Regions from separate parts of the Homo sapiens genome. Here region 2 is linked to region 1. Evidence: chromatin loops called from intact Hi-C (ENCODE). Cell type or tissue: PC-9. All regions are shown on one strand. Links, peaks and the distances in the headings refer to the core of each region. The heading gives the core; the rest is flanking DNA.

Region 1 (11,204 bases), core at 1,994-9,993:
TTTTTTCACCGAATACCCACTCTAATGTCATCTCTTTCCAATCTCTACCAAGACGTCTTTCGCTCATATTGTCAAGCTAATCGAGGCTGGTATATAGAGAGATTAAAAATATTTGCTCAAAATCTATTTTTATGGTTTTCTCAGCTCAAAATCAGCTGTACTCCATCTCTGGATTAGAATGTGTGTGTACTCTTTTGTGTGTATATTTAATAAAGAAGTTAGTATTTGAAGAAATAGCCAACAATTAAAGAGGCCTATTCTCAATGGGCTAGAGATATCTTACAAGGCTATGGTAATCTTAAGATCCTGTGGTGAAAATGTATTATAGAAATATTTTTATTTTACAAATCTGCAGAAGATGAACTTTTTACTTCAACCTAGTTACTGACAGCTCAAGGAGGCAATTATATATTTATAATTTATATGGCGGTATATAATGAGGAATAAACACCTCTTCAACTAAGAAAATGCCTTAATAGGATGAAAGAGGATAATATTAATAGCAACTAATATTTATCTTGCTCTTCATAGTTAATAAAGTGCTTTCACAAACATTATCTTGCAGATCTTCACAACATCTCTGTGGGGATGTATTACAGGAGTCACTATTATTTTAATTCTCTGCATGAAGAATCTGAGGCTCAGAGCAGTTAAGTGACCTGTTTATAGACCAAGAAGGAAGTGGTAAAGACAGGACAAAATATATATCTTCTGAAATTCTATGCTTCTTCTACAATCTCAAATCTCATATCTCCTACAATCTCCTATTGCCTCCCTGTGGAGAGCCCACAGAGAGAAGCCAAGAAGTTCTAGGCTGAGAATGATGACAATACTAATCTTATCTACACTGAGTTTAGGTTTCATGGGGTCTTTCCTATGACAGACTCTCCCTTGTTTCTTCCATTGGCCTAAAGGGTTTGTTGTTGTTGTTGCTATGATGGTGGTGATGATCTAGTCTGAGAGCTACTGAAGTAGCTTAGGTAGTTACCTGACCAGGTGACTCAGAAAGGAGGGAATGACCCTGTTTCACATAACACTCAAACCTTTGGGCTATTCAGTAAAGAGTAGCCTCCCTCTCATCTTCCTTCCTCTCCTGAATCTGCCTCTGCTCCTTTGTCTTACTTTCTCTTCAATATAGGAAATTTTAAAAGTAGCTTTAAAACTAGGACAAGTGGTAGAGCCGTGTTAGGAACTTCTTTGTGGAGCTGTATCAGATGTAATTTCGGTGCAGATTTTTCTAAAATAAATGGAAGGAGGAACTTTTCTTTGGTTAATGTAATCATGGACTTCAGCACACCAAAAGTGGAAAACAATTTTCAAGAAGAGTGGCCTTGTTAAAGGCTTCAAAGCTCTGTTTTCAGGTGATATGGGCTAATCTTCTAACTATTGTCTGCAGAAACTCACTAAAAGTACTGTCCATGTGTCTTAACCTTGGTTTTCTTGGGAACCTGAGATGAATGTGAAAGATGTATTCTCTACTGCTTTATTAGGGAGAGGGATTCCAGGAAGTAACAATGATGGACAGGGGGAAAATAAAAAACAAGGTGGGAGAGTTAATATGAAGATTTATTATCCAGTAGTCTACCACAAGGTTCACTGATTGGTCAGTCCCACGGGACTATCTTCTCAAAAACGGTACAAACTGTGTATCAACACAGTCTCTTCTGGAGAAAAAGGAAATCGTTTATACTCCAAGTCTCTGCTCCTATTGGGCAAACATTTCCCCTATAAGTTTTTAAATCCCCAACACTTCTCAGTTGCAGATATGTGGGCCCAAGTGGAAATTCACAGCTTCCATCTTCAGTATGGATAAGGAAGGCCCAACATGGGAGGCAGGAAGAGTACAGTGTGGATGTGAGACAAGGCACTGTCAAATGATACATGTGTGAAGTTAGCAGCCACATGGCTACAACTGCAACAAGAAGCAGATGGGACCAAAATAATCTAAAATGGTTCATAAACGGTACCTGATAGAGCCAACTGTAAACCAAAAATAAAATTCTAAGCCCTCCAACAGACTGAATGGATCCCTCCTCTCAGCCAAGGGCACTCCAAAGTAAACCTGAAAAACTAGTCCAGGCCATGATGGGAAGGGGGGCCAGATATGCCTCATTCATTATACCCTCTTCCCTTTGGAATTCAGACACAACTGACCAGCGTTAACATTAAAACAGAGATCTTAAGACTGACAAAACAGACTCTTTGTAGCAATAAGATACCAGATTCCAACCTGGTTCTAGCATAGCATCACATGTTAGACAGCAGGCCTTGAAAGAAATTGAAGTACCTTATTCCAAAATATATTTCTTTGACATATTTTTTAATGGCCCTAAAAAGCTGGTAGCAGGCTTCATCTATATAATAAGAACCTTGGTCTCAACAACCCCTTATCTTAGAATTAGAAAATCTTTGAGTACACCTATGACCTGGAAGCCCCCACTTCAAGTTTTCCCACCTTCCTGGACTGAACCAGTGTACACCTTACATGTATTGGTTGATATCTGCTTGTAATTTCTGTCCCCTTAAAATGTACAGGATCAAGCTGTAACCCAACCACCTTGGATACATCATGTTCTCAGAACATCTTGAAACTGTGCCTCAGGCCTTGATTACTGATATTTGGCCCAGAATAAACCTCTTTACATCTTTTACAGAGTTTGACTCTTTTTATCAACATCACCCAGTACACCACTCTGATTTCTCATTATTCTATTATATCTGACTGCATGTACCAATATGGAGTCTCATTTTTGTGAGAACCTGATGCCTTTACTTTTGTCCACTCTGTCTCCAGGTCTCCTTCTAGACATTGGCCACTTAAAGTCACTTAGATGTAAAGAGATTTAAGGTAAGATAGTTATTGATGTATACTCAAGTCTCTGCTGCGCCATTCAGCATTGAGGCTGTAATTGATACCCATCATCTTCCTTCTCTACTTCTTATTCTAGATCTCCCTTATCCTCAGCCAGCAGTTGGCTGGTCTGTGTCACTTGCCTGGTTAGTTCTAAGTTCTTAGTTTTCTTTCTGAGCTGTGGTTGCTGCTAGTGTTCATTGACTATTGTCAATGGATCTGAAATGAGTGTGGCAGTTCCAAATACTGTCATCCCTGCCTACATTAAATAGCAGAAAACATCACTCCTCGTGACAATCCAAATCGATTGGGTCCTTATTACATAAATTCCTTTCTTTGCTGGCTGATGCATTGTTTTAAGAGCCAAAAGAGCAGGTGGTAGATATAGTTTCAAGTTTATGATAAACCTTACTGTGGCCTCTGGAAGAAGTGTTTACTTTTCTGGGAACCAGAAACTCTTAACTTGGCAAAGCCTAAGATTGCAGTGACAAGCTTTACAAATTATGTAATTGGGGCCAAGAGGAGGAATGGTGAGAGGTGAGGATCTTATTTCCTTCCTTTAGTTCCCAGATGAATATATATATTTCCAGACAGAGCATTATATATTAACCTTTCCTCTGAAAAAAAAAGGGAAGGAAGAGGAGTACATTGTACATTATTTAATTTCCAATTGCATATGTTTTGTGGCTGCTTACTTTTTTTTTTTTTTTTTTGCATTGAAAATCTGAATCAGTTCAGCTTGGTTTTGGTTTTGGGGTTTTGGGTTTTTTGTTTCTTTGTTTCTTTGTTTTGCCTGATGACTGAAAAAGAAGGAACATAAGATAATATAGGTTGTGTGTGTGCACACGTGCACACGCACATTTATCTATCTTTCTATCTATTCAAATGCCAAGTCAAAGACTGTGAGAGTCTCTAAATGTTGGGTATCCAGTTCCTCCTACTCTCATAATTCCAACTTAAAACATCCTGTGCTTCTGGTTTAGTTTCTTTTCCTATCCACACCCCCATAGCACTTTGTTGTGATATCATAGTCTAAACTTACAACTTGTCCCTGTTATTTAAGGAATTCCCCACACACATCTGTGCATTTAGCTTAAAACAAGCTGTGGGGATTTTTGTTGGTGCGTGCTGTGTGGGTTTCCCAAATGGAGTCTTTATTTTCAACACCTACAGCTTGCTCAGTCCATTCTGATGCTGGGATGGTTTCCTTCTGTGAGTAAATGTCAGTGAAGTGCTCCAGGCAAAGCTATTGCCCTCATGAAGCTTATGAATCTGGTTTGTTCCCGGAATAGACCCCTTATGCCTACATGCAAGTAAACATTCAGATCAGGTATATTAGCTAATCCAGCTTTAGGAGATTAAAAGAATTGACTCTTGCTGCTGAAGGCTAAAGGACAAGTTTTGCCTCACATTATAATGCTTCACCCAAACCAATTATATACACATTTTTTGTGTGTGTATGTACAGGCATATAGTAGGTACAAAAAAATGTGTGTATATAATCTTATTCTACAAAAGTTCATGGGATCTACTATGAACCAGGAACTATGCTAGGAGTAAGCAGAAAAATACATAAATGTAAATGAGACATACAAACTTGTGAGGGTGATAGGACATACCCAATAAACATGATAACCAAAGACACAGTAAGGTAAATAAGAACCAGTGAAGAGTTACGGGTTTCTAATACCATAGCAGATGTAAAATCCTTTTAAACTCTGAAGCACTCTAACATGTAAGTTGGAGATGATCAGGCTATCCTTGGGTAACAAGTGGGTCAATATTTGGCTTTGGGGCCATTATCTCTTTCATTCTATGTTCTTTTTTATTCTGTGTACCTGGGGAGGTAAGGTTTGCTTTCAGGAGTCATCAGAATCTATTTCACTGCCAGTGTTTCATCATACGCTTTTTGGAGAGTCAATTTCCTTCTGAGGAGAGTAGTTTCACCAGCTAGCATACTGAACGTCAAAGCGTGGTACCTTCCTGTATTCGTACATCCCAGTATTATCTTTCTTCTTTGAAATTACACAAAAACATACATATAATTATATATATAATAAAATAAATATAATTAAGCACATATAATAATACATTTTTCTCAAGAGAACTCTTTCATGGAAACATAGTAAGAAAAGCAAATTACCTTAGTTGAATCGGAGGAAGTGCCAGAGCCTGCCTTACTCAGCCCTCTTTCTGCTACCCTCACTTCTCTGGGTAAACTCTGTGAAGCCATAATCTCGTAACCTGGTTTAAAACAACTCTATTATATAGCTTTTAAAACACTTCAAATTTTGGCATTCGTGAATCTGAGACTGATAATGCCCGTGTGACCCTATGTCTTTAGCTGCTCAAGCTTACAATCGATGGTAGAATCAATCTTGTGGCAGAGTTCCCAGCCTCCTAGGCTCCTCTTCGCGTAATGCTCTACCTACTCCCCTAATTCTCCAGTTTTGGCAACTGAAACCCTGCATATGGCCTGCTTCAGATCTCTGGTGTGGAAATGTATGAGATATCAAGTACTTTTAGCCCCTGAGTTTTCCCTGGACTTGGTTGAGCCTTCACCTCTGGCTCCCTGGTCGTGGATACTACGCTGAATTAGAAAATCCTGCCGGTTTTTCCCTAGTGACCCAGTCTCAACAACTAACTTGCATGACCAGTACATGAGCTGGGACTTCTCTAGCTCTCTGGCAGAAAGTATTTACACTAAAATCTTTGACAAAGTGTACTTCTCCTAAGAGTGCGGTTTTTTTTTTTTTTTTAACCATAACACGGAAGAAAACCTTAGGTTAATTTCTGACCTGCACAGCCTCAAACTAAAGCATGCCAGAATTGCAGGAGGATACGAAGAAAACAGAAAATTGCAGTACCTGAAATCTAACAGCTACCACCTTTACTGAGCTGAATGTACTAGAATTACCAGGGAACAGCTAGAAAGAAAAAATAATAATAATTCAGGAAAGGAAAAATGTGTGTTTTTGACCCTATTTCTTTTTGATGCAGGCTGTGTGTGGAAAAGAGCTTGAAAAGAATTTTATCTTGCTCCACCTCGTGGTGGATGCCTGCAACATAATAATTCTTATGCAGTTTCTTCCAAAACAAAAACAAAAACAGAAACAAAGACAAACAAAAAAAAAATCACTGTGGATCTCTTTGCATGTCTTAAATAAAAATTTTCTGAAATTGAAAATTGAATTGCAATTCTTTTGCAACTGTATACTTATAGCATAAGAATGGAGACATCTCAGGCATTCAGTACAGCAGAAAACTATATTAGAAATTATAGTTTAAAAATAATTTTTAAGACATTCTTGCAGTGAATATCAACAATTTTTTGGTACATGAGGAGCTTCTGCCCCTGTAGGAATAAGTATGTCTGAAACATGAAAGAAAGAAAGAAAGAGAAGATAAAAGGAAGGAAGGAAAGAAAAGAACAGAAGGAAGGAAGGAAGGAAGGAAGGAAGGAAGGAAATTAATTTTTAGAAATAACCAGGGGCTGATTTATGTGCAATATGATTTTTTTCAGAGTTCATAAAGGGGAATGTGTGCTCCCCTACTCTCTAATTCCTGACATTTTTAAATGGTTAATACGGGTCTTTTATTTAAATGATGTTCTTTTTTATTGGCACATGTGGGTCAATTTTCTCCTTTTCTGTTTTACTCAAACCAAAAGCTGCACTCTCGGCAATTTGTCCCTTACAGAAGAGGCTGTTTCTTGTTACAACAGTACCGTGCTGTGCTTCAGCCATCCATAACACGCCCACTGTATGTAGTCTCATAGGAGGCATTGCAGGTCCAGTGTCTAGCCAGAAATGAGAAGCAGAGATTGTTATTTTTTTTTTGAGGTGTGACTCACCCACAACCTTCTCAATTCCAACTAGTTTTGTTTTGTTTTCCTGTAACCTAGTTTTAAATATATTTCCAAATCAGAGGCTGCCCTCAAAATGTAACCCTTCACCAACAGAAGCTTGTCTGGGAAGATTCTGCAGAAACTCCTCTCAGATTTGAAAAAATAATGGATTGGAAAATCATGTTTTGGCCAGGGTTCAGCAAAGAAAGTTAGGAACTGGCTACCAACATCACAAGAAACAATACTATATATAAAGGTATTGGTGTATTGAGATAGCTTATATTATTATTCTAGGTAAGGTCATCTAGGGGAATCATATGCCTGCATTTCGGTTCTCTTTTGAGGTACTTACCCTGGGCAATAGGAAGTATGAGAGGGGTTACAGAGATCCTCTTCCTTGGGCAGGAACACGTTTACAGCCATGATAGACACTCACTGTGAGGAACATCAGGTGGTGTGCGTGTGTGTGTGTAGGAGAGGTTGATACTTGAAATAAACCTCCTGAACCATGCTAAGAAGTCCAAAGTATGATAACAAGTGTGGATTTATCCAGATGACATTGGAGTAACACTACAGTGTTTTAAGCAGGGAAATTACATGATCACATTTATATTTTATAACTATAGTAAAGCTTCCATGTGTAGAATAAACTGGAGGAAAGCATACTGAAAGGATGAAGACCATCTAGAAACATATTCAAAAGTCTAGGCAAATGATGGTGATATGCCTAGCCTAGTAGGATTATGGATATTGAAATTGACTGTATTCTAGAGATATTGAGGATAGAGAAACAACAAGACTTGGAAATAGCTTGGGTATCTCCATGATGATAAACAATAATTTGGAAAATACGGTCTTGTTTTAAGTCTTACTGTGAACACATGCAGCTATTTGCCTGTGGATTTGTGTTTTTCTGACTGTAGGAGCATATTGGGTCTACACTCAAGGAAAACTAGAAGTGCAATAGTTATTGCCCCAGAAACAACCCTCAACAAATAACATAAAGGAAGATGACAGATCAATATTTCACTTTCCTCTCACTCGATAATATACCCATAAACTCTGTCCCACTAGAGTTCTAGGGTTCCCCAGAAAGATTTAGCTCCAGTTACCAATAGTGGTACATGACTTCATAATGCCCCCTGCGCTAGAATTCTTCCATTTCCTATTTTACTTCTCCACTTCCTCCCTACTCCCCTACCAGCATTTCTTGGGAAAACTTGAATATTTGTCTTACTGTCTGTTTTGGATAAAAACAAATGATGAAAACTTTCACTACAAAGGGATGATATTGGGGTGGAAATGAAGAATTCACATTTGAGAAAGATGAGATCAAGATACTCTATTCAGGTTGTTGTAGTTTAGCCCTTAGGGTCTTTCTGGTGTCATGTTAGAAGACTGCTTCCAGAAGCCTAGTTTCTGAAGCTTTGAGCTAAGGATTGGCCATCTTTTGCTAATAGTCTTCTTAGATGTCTGATTTGTTCTTCCATGAGTGGTGAATTTGTTTTTGATTATGTCCCCTCTGTTGAATGAAATTTAATTGTATTATACAAATTGCATTAAAGAGTATTTCTGGTATCACGTTTAGCTTCTTACTTCATTTAGCTAGGGTAAAATATGGTACTATAACCTGAACTGTGTTCCTCAAAATTCATAAATGAAAGCCTTGACTGCCAATGTGACTGTATTTGGAGACAGGTCCTTTACAGAGGTAATTAAGATTGAGTGAGGTCACAAGGGTGGGGCCCTAATCTGATAGAACTGGTGTCCTTAGAAAAAGAGGAAGAGACACCAGGGCTGTCTCTTTTTCTTAGTTCTGACAAAGGGAAAAGGCCTCGTGAGAACACAGCAAGAAGTCTGCTAGCCACAAGCTAGGAAGAGTTCCCTTACCAGGAACAGAATCAGCTGGAGTCTTGACTGGGATGTCCACCCTTCAGAACAGTGAGAAAATAAAGTTCATATTAAGCCACCCAGTCTGTGGTGTTTTGTTATGGTACCTTGAGCTAATACATATGGGCACATTAATGTTTAAATGAACGTCTTTACTTTATTTCCAAACTTCAGTATTTTCCTTCCTACATTTTAATTTTCTTTTTTCATAATGTTCTTTCATAAGAGAATGAATTTTGGACCCAGATCATCTGTTACGTTGGTCAAATTCCTTAACTTTATTTGAATCAATTTTCTCAAATGTCTGAAGATGATGATACTAATATTTGCTTCCCCGTCGGATGGCTGTCTTCAAAATAAGCACTTTAATTATAATAAAGGCTGGAAATAAAAATATTTCTTTTATTATTGCTGTATGTTTTCAATATTCTTCAATATCTTACATGAATTTTTTTAAAAAATTAAGTTGAAACTTTCTATTCCTGTCTTATTTTTCAGACATAGCTTTTTCCTGTCTTCCGTTCCACTCCTTCTCTAGAATTTCTTCTTGCCACACACTTCTTTCCCCTGGGTAGACAGAGCCTCACAAGCTCATCCTTATTTTTCCTCACAAAGCCTTGTCAAACAGACCATCCATTGAGATTCCTACTGGATCAATTGACAATTGATTCAATTTGGTCACTAGGCAACATATTTTAGGAAAAGAATGTTGTGAATGCTGTTTTTGCATTTATTTTCCAGGATTAAAACCTTCTTCAAATAATCTGCTTTGTTCCAGGATCCATGAAAGCTTGAAATAGCACCCACACCGTCTGCACTTGCTTGCCCTTTATGCCATAAATTCCTTCTAAACATAGACATCCATGTCAAGTTGGCATTGATATAGGATGCAGATTTATGTGTTTAGAAGTAAGTCAAGAAAGAAAGAACATTTGGAAAGACTATCAAGAAAGATGGGTTGTCAGAAAAAATAAAGAAAAAAGAAAAAAGATAGGAAAACTAATGAATGCTAAAACACACTACAACAGCTTATCAGTGTGAGTTAGCTCTTCATGTTCTCGTAGTCCGTTCTAGAATTGGGACCTTCTTTTCAGGCTCTTTTTCAACAATGGCCACTGGAGGGCATTGCCAGCCAGCAGTGAGGGAGGTTTATAGCAAGTCCTTAACAGGGAAAGTTAAGGTATAAAGGTCAGATGTGGCAATAGCGTCAGACAACAATAGGGCAAACATGAAAAACTACAACTACGTGTCTCAGAGCAAGATTTTGCTGGCACTTAGACTGAGGTCTAAGAAAGAGTTGTTGAAATATGGTGGGTGTTTGCCCTAGGTTTTATTTTCCCTTCTCACTGTTAACATTGATGTTGTCATTTATTTACAGCTTTATGGTTGCATGGGCCTCATATCATTTGATCAGTATGTTCTCTAACAGTTTGGTCTAAATTGAGTTTCTGAAAATTTGAACCTGTCAATGAAGATGGCTGATCTCCATGAAAAGATGGCATAAGCAGGTCTCTTCAAAATGGGAAAAGGTCCTCTAGGAAAGCAAAATGTTACTTTAACATTTGAACATACCTGCAAATTTCTTATTAAGTTGATTTATAGTGTGACACATCAATAAGGTACTTGAGGCTTGATTCACTAGACTGATATGCCACTCAATCGGGCAGTCATTTAGCTTATTCACCACCTCTACTCGGGGGGCCAGTGATGCTTCCTCTGATCACGTTGAAACGGCGCCCATGTGAAAGCCCAGCACCATGTTACATTTCCATTCTACCTTCTCTTCTTATGCCTTGGAATATTCAAATCAATATTCTTCAAATTTCAAGTCTATGGGAAAGGGTGGTATTTTTAAATTCTAATTTGTTTTAGTGTGCATATGTGTGGTTTGTTCATGTAGACGGCTTTGCCGTTTAATCTCAATTCTTGGCAAGCCAGTGTTAAGTGACTGGTTTTACACTTGGTGTGACTGAATGGGTACTGAGGCTCAGCTTGCCTGAATTACAAAGGCCATCGAGATGTTCTAACCTCATGTTTCTGGAGAAGTTTTCAATTGGCTTTTAGCACTATATCATCCTGGATTGCCTCTGATATCAATGACTACTTCTGTCAGTTTCCTTTACTTTCCTCTCTGCTGTTGGAACAGAAGCATGCCCAGAGATCAGACATTGAACCTATTTTCTTCTGGGTCTGCCTCACTTTCATGGTGATATCCTCCAGCCTCATGACTTTTAAAACCACCTATAGGCCAATGACTCCCAAATTTATATTTCCACTCTGCATCTCTCCCATATACTCCAAATTCCAATTTCCAAATGCCTACAACTCTACTTGAGTGTCTGATAGATGTCTCAAACTTAGTATGTTCAAAACCAAACTTGATCTTCCTTCTAAAGCTTAGTTTTCCCTTCTCAGTTTATAGCAGCTTGTGGTTTTCTGTGTGAAAAGGGCTATGTAAACCAAAATAAAATTCTGAGCCCCTAACAGACTAAATGGACTCCCCTCTTCACCAAAGGGATCCCAAAGAAACCTGAGCAACTAATTCAGGGCATGAATGGAAGGTGTGGGAGGGGATCAGACATGCTTCATTAAACCTTTCTCCGTTTGGAATTTGGG
Region 2 (8,000 bases), core at 1-8,000, 110 kb before region 1:
ATGGTGAAGAACAAATAGTCCCTGTTCCTTTCTTCATGCTCGTTTGTGTCTCATATGTCTAACTGTTTCAGGGTCCCTGCTATTCACCGTGACTCACAGATGGCACCAATACTGTGTTTTAAAAATGAAAAGCAAAGTGGAGGTCAAAGTTAGGTTCTAAAAAAAATAAAAATGAGGAATAACATAAGGAGGATAAAAGATGTTGAGGCTGCAGTTCAGTTCTGTTGCTAATTTACTGGGTGATTTGGGCAAGCTACTTAACCTCTCAGAATCTGTTTCCACATCTGTTAATTTGCTTAGTTCTTGACTCTAACAAGCTAGCATTCTGTAGTTTGAGATTTAAGAGCCTCTGAAACAAGTTTCCTTTCTATTTCTTTACATTTTTGATCAATCCATCTTTGCTCATTTTCCATGTGGCTCTTATCTGCTCCTCTCCATCTTAAGTATTATCCTAGTCCAAGCCACATCATCTCATTCTTGAACTTTTCTTTTCTTTTTTTTTTTTTTCATTTGAGATGGAGTTTCACTGTTTTTGCCCAGGCTGGAGTTCAGTGGCACGATCTCGGCTCACTGCAACCTCCACCTCCCGGGATCAAGTAAGTCTCCTGCCTCAGCCTCACACATGGCTGGGATTACACGCGTGCGCCACCACCCAGGCTAATTTTGTATTTTTAGTAGAGATAAGGTTTCACCATGTTGGTCAGGCTGGTCTCAAACTCCTGACCTCAGGTGATCCACCCGCCTCGGCCTCCCAAAGTGCTGGGATTATAGGCTGAGCCACCCTGCCTGGCACATTCTTAAATTTTTCTGCAGTAGCCTCATAATTAGCTGTTTCTCCTTCACTTTTACTCTCTACAGTCCATTCTTCACACAGTAACCAGTGTTACCTATTTCAAATTGTAAATTAAATCAGGTGTCTCCTCTGTGGAAAACCCTGGAATATGTCCCATTATTCTTAGAATTAAATTTAAGTTCCTTACAGCGGCCTATATGCTCTTATATGTTCAAATTCCTACCTGTTGCTTCAGCTTCTTCATATTCCACTGTTTTCCTTGCCCCTGGCAGTGAAGTTTTCTGAGATTCTTCAGGAACTTCACATGTACTATTCCCTTTCTCACCTAAGTTCTTCCTTCACACACTCTCCTCTCAACTTTGTCCCTCACATCTTCATTCTATTTCACTCAGCTCAAAAGTCCATTTCTCAGGGAACATCCCATCTCCTGCCCTAATCAGCGACCTCTCAGGCTAAGTAAGATCCCTGTTAATATATCCACTTTATACGCTGTACGTCTTTTTCATGATAATCACTCCAATAGCAATTGTTGTTAATTGGGTAATTATTTATTTAACTACTTAATTAATGTCTGTGACCTTCTCTAGAATGAAAGCTCCATGACAACAGGCAGATTTATTTGCCTCTGTATGTTTTATGTGTAGCAAAGCCTTTGCAGTTAGTAGGTGCTCAGTAAATACTCAGCGAATGAATGAAAGGATATAATAAATAGGTAACACTTAATTCTTTAAATCAGCTATGAGATTATTTTGTATGAGATAACAAGGTATATATGCCAGAGAGTTCTGAAGAAGCATAGACGTTTCTTTCTATGTAGTTACTGATCTCTGTTTTTACTGTGAGTGCAAACAATACTCATGCCACCCCATTAGAAACAAATATCCACCAAACTCTGTGTGCTGGGCACTAAGCTGGATGAGCAGGACTAAAGCTCTCTCTTTGAGCTCACAATCTAGCAGCAAATTAGCCTCAAATAACAGTTACGCAAGGTACGAAGTGGTTAGTATCATAAGAGAGGTTCAGAGAAACAGCTATGGTGGTTTCAAACTGAGAGAAATTGCTTCAAACTGAGAGCAGCCATCTATATATCCAGAGGTGTAGTGTTCAATTTAGGCCTTAAAAAATTTGTGTGATGTGACTACTTGGAGATAGGTGAGAAATGGCAATGAAGAATGGAGCTATGATTAAATAATTGCCTCTGCCCGGTTGTTACAAGTAAAGCCAAGTCTCTAAACAAGAGGCAGGAACTTAACCTTTTAAAATTTATTTTTATTTTTATTCACTCTTATTTACATATGGTCAAATTGAGTTTTTTGGTGTAAGAAGTCTGTGAATTTTGACAAATGCATACAACCATGTAAAAACCACCACAGTTTAGGTACAGAAAGTCCCATTATCCTCCCAAATTTCTCTCATGCTGCCACTGTGCCGTCCCCCCACACCCAGTCACTAGCAACCACTGATCGTTTTCTGCTCCTATAATTCTGCCTTTTCCAGAATATCAGATAGATAGAATTGTACTGGTCTGGCTTCCTTCACTTAGCATAACACATTTGAGGTACATCCATATTATCATATGTTTGAGAAGTCCATTCCTTGTTACCAAGTAACATTCCATTGTATGGATATACCACTGTTGTTTATTCATTCATTAGTTGTAGGATATGTGATTGCTTCAAGTTTTTGGCTATTATGATTAAGGCTGCTGTAAACGTCTATATACAGGCTTTGTCTCAACACAAGTTTTTGTTACCTAGGACTGATATTGCTAGGTCATATGGTAAGGTCATTAGGTATGTTTAACCTAATAAGAGGCTGCCAAACTCTTTTCCAAAGTAGCTATACTCAATTCTGTATTCCCGTCTTCAATGAATGAGAGTCCAGCTGCTGCACATTTCATGAACACTTGCTATTTTCCATTTTTTAAAATGCTAACCATTCTAATAGTTTTACAGTAGTATCTTGTGTGATTTTTAATTTACATTTATATAATGACTAATAATTTGGACCATTTTGTCATATGTATATCTCCTTTGGTGAAGTGTCTGTTAAAATATTTTGTCCCTTTTTAATTAAGTTCCTGATATTTTTCTTTGACTTTTGAGAGTTCTCTATATATTCTGAAAATGAGTTCTTCATTGAATAGCTGATTTGTGGCTTGTCTTTGCTAACCTTTAATTTTCTTGTTATTTTAAAAATCTTGCTCCCAGGCCCATCACTGGATCTCCTATAGTCTCTTAGGTCTACTCAGTATGTTTATAGAACTTCTAGGTTTTTTCAGACACAGTGGGGATCTAGGAAGATGAAAATGACCATTGCCCTGTTAACAAGGAGCTTTTGAGTAGCTGGAAAGAGAATTCAGGTATCCAAATATTTATAACCCACGAAATAATGTCCCGAGTGCCATAGGGATGTATAGATGGTGTGCTATACTGCAGAGTGTTGTCACTCATTGAGGTTTCTGGTTACTAAAATACTTTGAGGCCCCGAAGAGAGAAACAATAAAGACTGTGGATGATTACATCCTACAAACTGTAACAAAGTGGCTTCCCTCTTTACAGCCTCATGTATTATCTTTGATGATGATGGGCATTAGGGGATGAAAAAGGGGCCGTGCCAGGCAATGCAGTCTTTCTCAACTTGATCAGTCACAGTGCCCACTCTAACCATTGTCAAGCAAAAGGACCACATCAGAAGCCATTAGCCTCACTGCATCTCCCCACCCCCTCAGCCCGTTTGCTGTAATTGTCCCATTTGACTTCGTTTAATAACAAATGGGTAAAGAAATTCCATGCTTGACACATGTGGAGTTGCATGTGTGTGTGACCCATCAGACAGCTTCAGGGCACAAGTATACTGCCCAGCCTATCTTTTGCTTCTGCTCATACTAATCATTAACATGTGTCACTTTAGGCTGGGCATGGTGGCTCACGCCTGCAATCCTAACACTTTGGGAGGCCGAGGCGGGTGGATTGCCTGACCTCAGGAGTTTGAGACCAGCCTGGGCAACAGGGTGAAACCCTGTCTCTACTAAAATACAAAAAATTAGCCGGGCATGGTGGTGTGTGCCTGCAGTCCCAGCTACTTGGGAGGGTGAGGTAGGAGAATTGCTTGAACCCGGGAGGCTGAGGTTGCAGTGAGCCAAGATTGCATCACTGCACTCCAGCCTGGGTGACAGAGTGAGACTCCAACTCCAAAAAAAAAGAAAAAAAGAAAAAAAAGTCACTTTATTCATTAAGTACCATTAGTGACTCTCAGTTGCTACAAGGATAAAGTTTGTTCTTACCCTGATTGACCCTAGTCTCATTGACCCTTTACCATTCTCATGCTTTGTGAAATCATCCCACACCCTGTGATCTAACCCCGGCTGACTCATGGACTAACTCATCATGGCTCACATCAGCCTGGACTCCTCCCCTTGGAGGAGGAGTCAGTGCACATTCTATGCATTTTTTCCAGACTTAAATCAGATGCCATCTCTTCTGTGAAGGCACCGATGAGTGTCACCCATCTTGAAGTCCGAATTAAAAGTGCCTTCTGCCCTCCTATGACACGTTGCATCTTTATTTTTTCCTTTTAGCATTTGCTTCATTTTGCTTTGTGTTGTGGTTGTTTGCCTGACTCTCCACCCAGTCTTGACAGTGAGATCTTTGAGAGCACAGTCTATATCTTCCTTGTATCTTTATCCCTCGTTGGAGCCTAACATAAACTGTTGCATGTGGTAAGTTTTCACTGAGGGTTTATTGATTGAAGGACATGCCATAAGCCACAGTTCACCTTGCTTTGTGACCCAGACAGAAGAGGTGTCTCAGTGGCTGATAGTTGTAACTGGAGGTGACAGGGGGCTCTGATGTGTTCTAAGCAAAGACAGCCCTGTTTCCCTATTGGCCGTGATTATGCCCTCCTATCTAGAATAGGAAAAGGGTGATTTGATTTTGAGCAATAAGCAACCTGACTCTAATTGTCTACCTTAAATGCCTTCCATTGTTCTGCTTAAGGTGATTTTCTACCAGCATGAAATGTTCTCCTTCCCAGACAGTTGATGGAGGAGCTGAGTCATGCCTGACTATACTTAATAAGACAGAGGCAGCTAATGCCCCAGGGAGCTGCCTTCGAGGACAGCTTGACATTTCTGACTCCTCTGCTTTTTAAAAGTGGGTGTTGTGAGGGAAAGTTAAGCATGAAGGTAGCTTCGGAGTCTCCACTGGAAACAGGACTATATAGTGACACTCTCTAATTTAGACAGATGTGATCTACCCCGCTGCCTCTTGGCTGTGATATGTGCCTTCCGATGCTGGGAGGTGCTAATCAAGGATGTCATGTTTTTCATGAAAGAGTCTCACTTGCTTACTCACTTTGTTCTACTTTCTATTAATGAGTGCCCACCCACTTCCGTTCTTTTCTCTGAAAAACTGGCTTGATTTATATTTTTCAGAGTCAGGCTAGAAAATACTCTTGAAGTTAGCATGGATTATAAACCCATCATATTATAGAGATGGACAGGGTTACAGATCATCTGGTTTTACCTTCTTATACGTGATAAAACTGAATCCCAAAGCAGGAAAGTGACTTGGTCACAGTCAGCATTAAATTTCAGACTCTAGAGAGTGACAGATCTGCGTTAGAATCCCCGTCTCCTACTGACTTGCTGTGTAATTGTGTGGGTATCTTTTAACTTATCTATGCTTCATGCTCGTCATTTGTTAAATGAGGGCCATAATAAAGCTATCTGAAAGAGGCATTATGAAGAGTGAAAATGATAATAAATGTAAAACACTTAATACCTGGCGTATAGAAAACACTCACAATTAAGTGAATGGTACTGGTAGTTCCTATGGTGGTGGCAGTTTTATAATGGTGGTCACACTGGCAGAATTAGGACAAGAAACCAGGTCTTCTGACCCTATGTCTTTGTTCTCCATAGGGTATACTACAAGATGTATCTCAGGAACTATATTTAGCTATGAGGAAGTTTAAAGTGATCTGTCTGAAGATGAATTCCTATATTCAAAGAAAGGATCAGTAGCGAGTTTGCTGTAGCACAGAAGGAAAAGAAAACATGGTTTGAGATGTTTGTCAACATGAAGAATCAAATTGGGCGGAGTGTTTGAGGGAAGAAATTATATGTAAAATCTCCAAAATAAAAACCAAGGGGCTGAGTAAGACCTGAGAACCTGAGGTCAGTGGATAGAGGACTGACTCTGGAATCAGAAAAACTGCTGCCCAATAGCTCTGTGAGCTTCCCAATTCACTCTCTGAACCTCTCTTTCAAACCCCAAAATGGGGCAATATCCTCTATATCTGGGATCAAAGGATATAATATGTCTAAAACTTCCATCTAAACTATACATTACTATGGATTATGTCAACAATGTTGGATTTGCAGTCTTTGGTGGGATGTGGTGGAAGAAATAAGGCAATGATTTCTAAGTGATGCATTTGAAACATTTTCCTACCTCAAAGCATACGGAGATAAAAAGGTCTCTTACATCTTTTTTTCTTTCTTTCTTTTTTTGAGATGGCATCTCACTCTGTTGCCAGGCTGGAGTGCAGTGGTGCAATCTCAGCTCACTGCAACCTCTGCCTCCTGGGTTCAAGCGATTCTCCTGCCTCAGCCTCCTGAGTAGCTGGGACTACAGGCATGCGCCACCACGCCCAGCTAATTTTTGTATTTTTAGTAGAGATGGAGTTTCACCATGTTGGCCAGGTTGGTCTTGATCTCTTGACCTCGTGATCCGCCCGCCTGGGCCTCCCAAAGTGCTGGGATTACAGGCGTGAGCCACCATGCCCGGCCTACATCTTTCTAAGCAACCATCTTCATTATTCATTTTCCACTAGGCAGGGAATCACATGCAGCATTGGGAGTCCAAAAGTCCTCAGGGATGAGTGTCTTGGACTTGACAGTGTTGTCCTGGAATATATACCTGGACACACATGCACACACACACAAGATGTTTGTGTGTGTAGTTGTAGTTGTACCATGCAGTTCCTAAAAGCCCTCTTCAAATGACTGTGAGTTATTTTCCTGGTCTTTCATCTATTTTTCTAAATTTGATTTTTCTAGAATGTTTGTTTTCTTCACATATGAAAAGTACATTCTCTTGTTTTGCTTCCTTTGTTCTAGATTTTAGAGAAGTTGGTTTGTAGTTTTCTCTTTCCCAATAAACGTATGAGGCAAATGTTCTCAACCTTAGCACTATAGTAAGTCAATAAGCTCAACATAAAAGTACGTATAAAAATTTAACCCCTGACATACCAAGAGAAAAGAGAAACAAAGATTGATATAAGTCCAGTATAAACTCTTATTTTTGCAGTTGGTTTTATATGCAGAAGTAATGTTCATGATATGGTTATCAGAGAGACTTTTATCCTGCCTCTGCTACTAACCCAGTCTTTCACCTCAGGCATTCCCTAGCCCCTCTGGTGTCAGAGCCTGATCTGTATAATGTGTCATGGGGCTGGATGATTTTTGAATCCACCTTCCAGCTCTAACATGCAGTGGTTTTCTAAGATGCACGGTGGATTATAGGGGACTTCAGTGTTCAGAAACTTAGACCAGGATTTTATCTTAGCATTTACTCTTCCCAAGACCCTGCTTCTTTCCTTGGGAGGAGATACTGTTCTCTAGGTGAGTGACCACTAAAAACCTAGCCACTCAGCACCCCCACCTCTTGAATTCTTCCTGTCACCCCATCATATTCACTGCCAGACATTTCTCCAAACCCCATTTCTCATGCTCTCAGCTTTTGTTGCTTGCTTCACCCAATTTTCTCTCAGAATCTTTTGTTTTCTGCTTGTCACTACCAGCCATCAAGAAAAATCTACACGCTTGACACATTATTAAGATAGAATGAGACTGCACCGGCGTTTCGCAGGTGATGCCTCTGTTAAACACAGTGGCAGGATTGTCGCCTGTGTCTCTTCCTCTGGCAGGTGATGAAGATCATAAATGTTCTTTTACTCCAGGCAGTTTCCTGAGAATTGCTGGGGAGGTTGCTGACAAGGTTTGCTAGATGCACTTTCCTTTGACTTTGTAATTTTGCGTGGAATATTGGCTGCACATCTTGAGGCGGGGAAGTTAGAAAGCTCCTAATTGAAAGTTGAAGGCCCCGATGTACTTTTATGGAATGAGTCTCTCTGAGCCCCCAACTGGGAAGTGTAAGACATGGTGTTGAAAGGTACAGAGACCCATTAAATACATGATGGG

Evidence for each region. Hi-C counts contacts between places; a loop is a spot of excess contacts. Peaks named below come from ENCODE experiments on the same cell type or tissue, not always from the same donor. Only the 100,000 strongest peaks of a DNase experiment are listed, where the experiment ranks them.
Region 2: it touches region 1 in a loop (2.9-fold over the local background); 4 of 110 quality-filtered maps call a loop at or near these places.

What each region holds. Positions count from the first base shown.
Region 1 is chr3:190,691,501-190,702,704 of GRCh38, forward strand. It overlaps LINC02013 (long intergenic non-protein coding RNA 2013), which reads right to left and starts at 7,814. Exons shown (of 2, transcript NR_183762.1): 1 at 7,051-7,814; 2 at 6,445-6,650. In PC-9, for the core only: CTCF peaks have their summits at 5,933 (motif pointing left), 6,132 and 9,707 (motif pointing right); DNase peaks (open chromatin) are centred at 6,691 and 9,761.
Region 2 is chr3:190,581,825-190,589,824 of GRCh38, forward strand. The region is part of intron 3 of IL1RAP (interleukin 1 receptor accessory protein); the gene reads left to right. Among named protein-coding and RNA genes, the nearest start is that of IL1RAP, 72 kb to the left of the region's middle. RefSeq lists enhancers at 3,116-3,649, 3,650-4,183. In PC-9, for the core only: no CTCF peak of the experiment used is centred there; DNase peaks (open chromatin) are centred at 4,187 and 4,847; H3K27ac peaks cover 1,585 bases.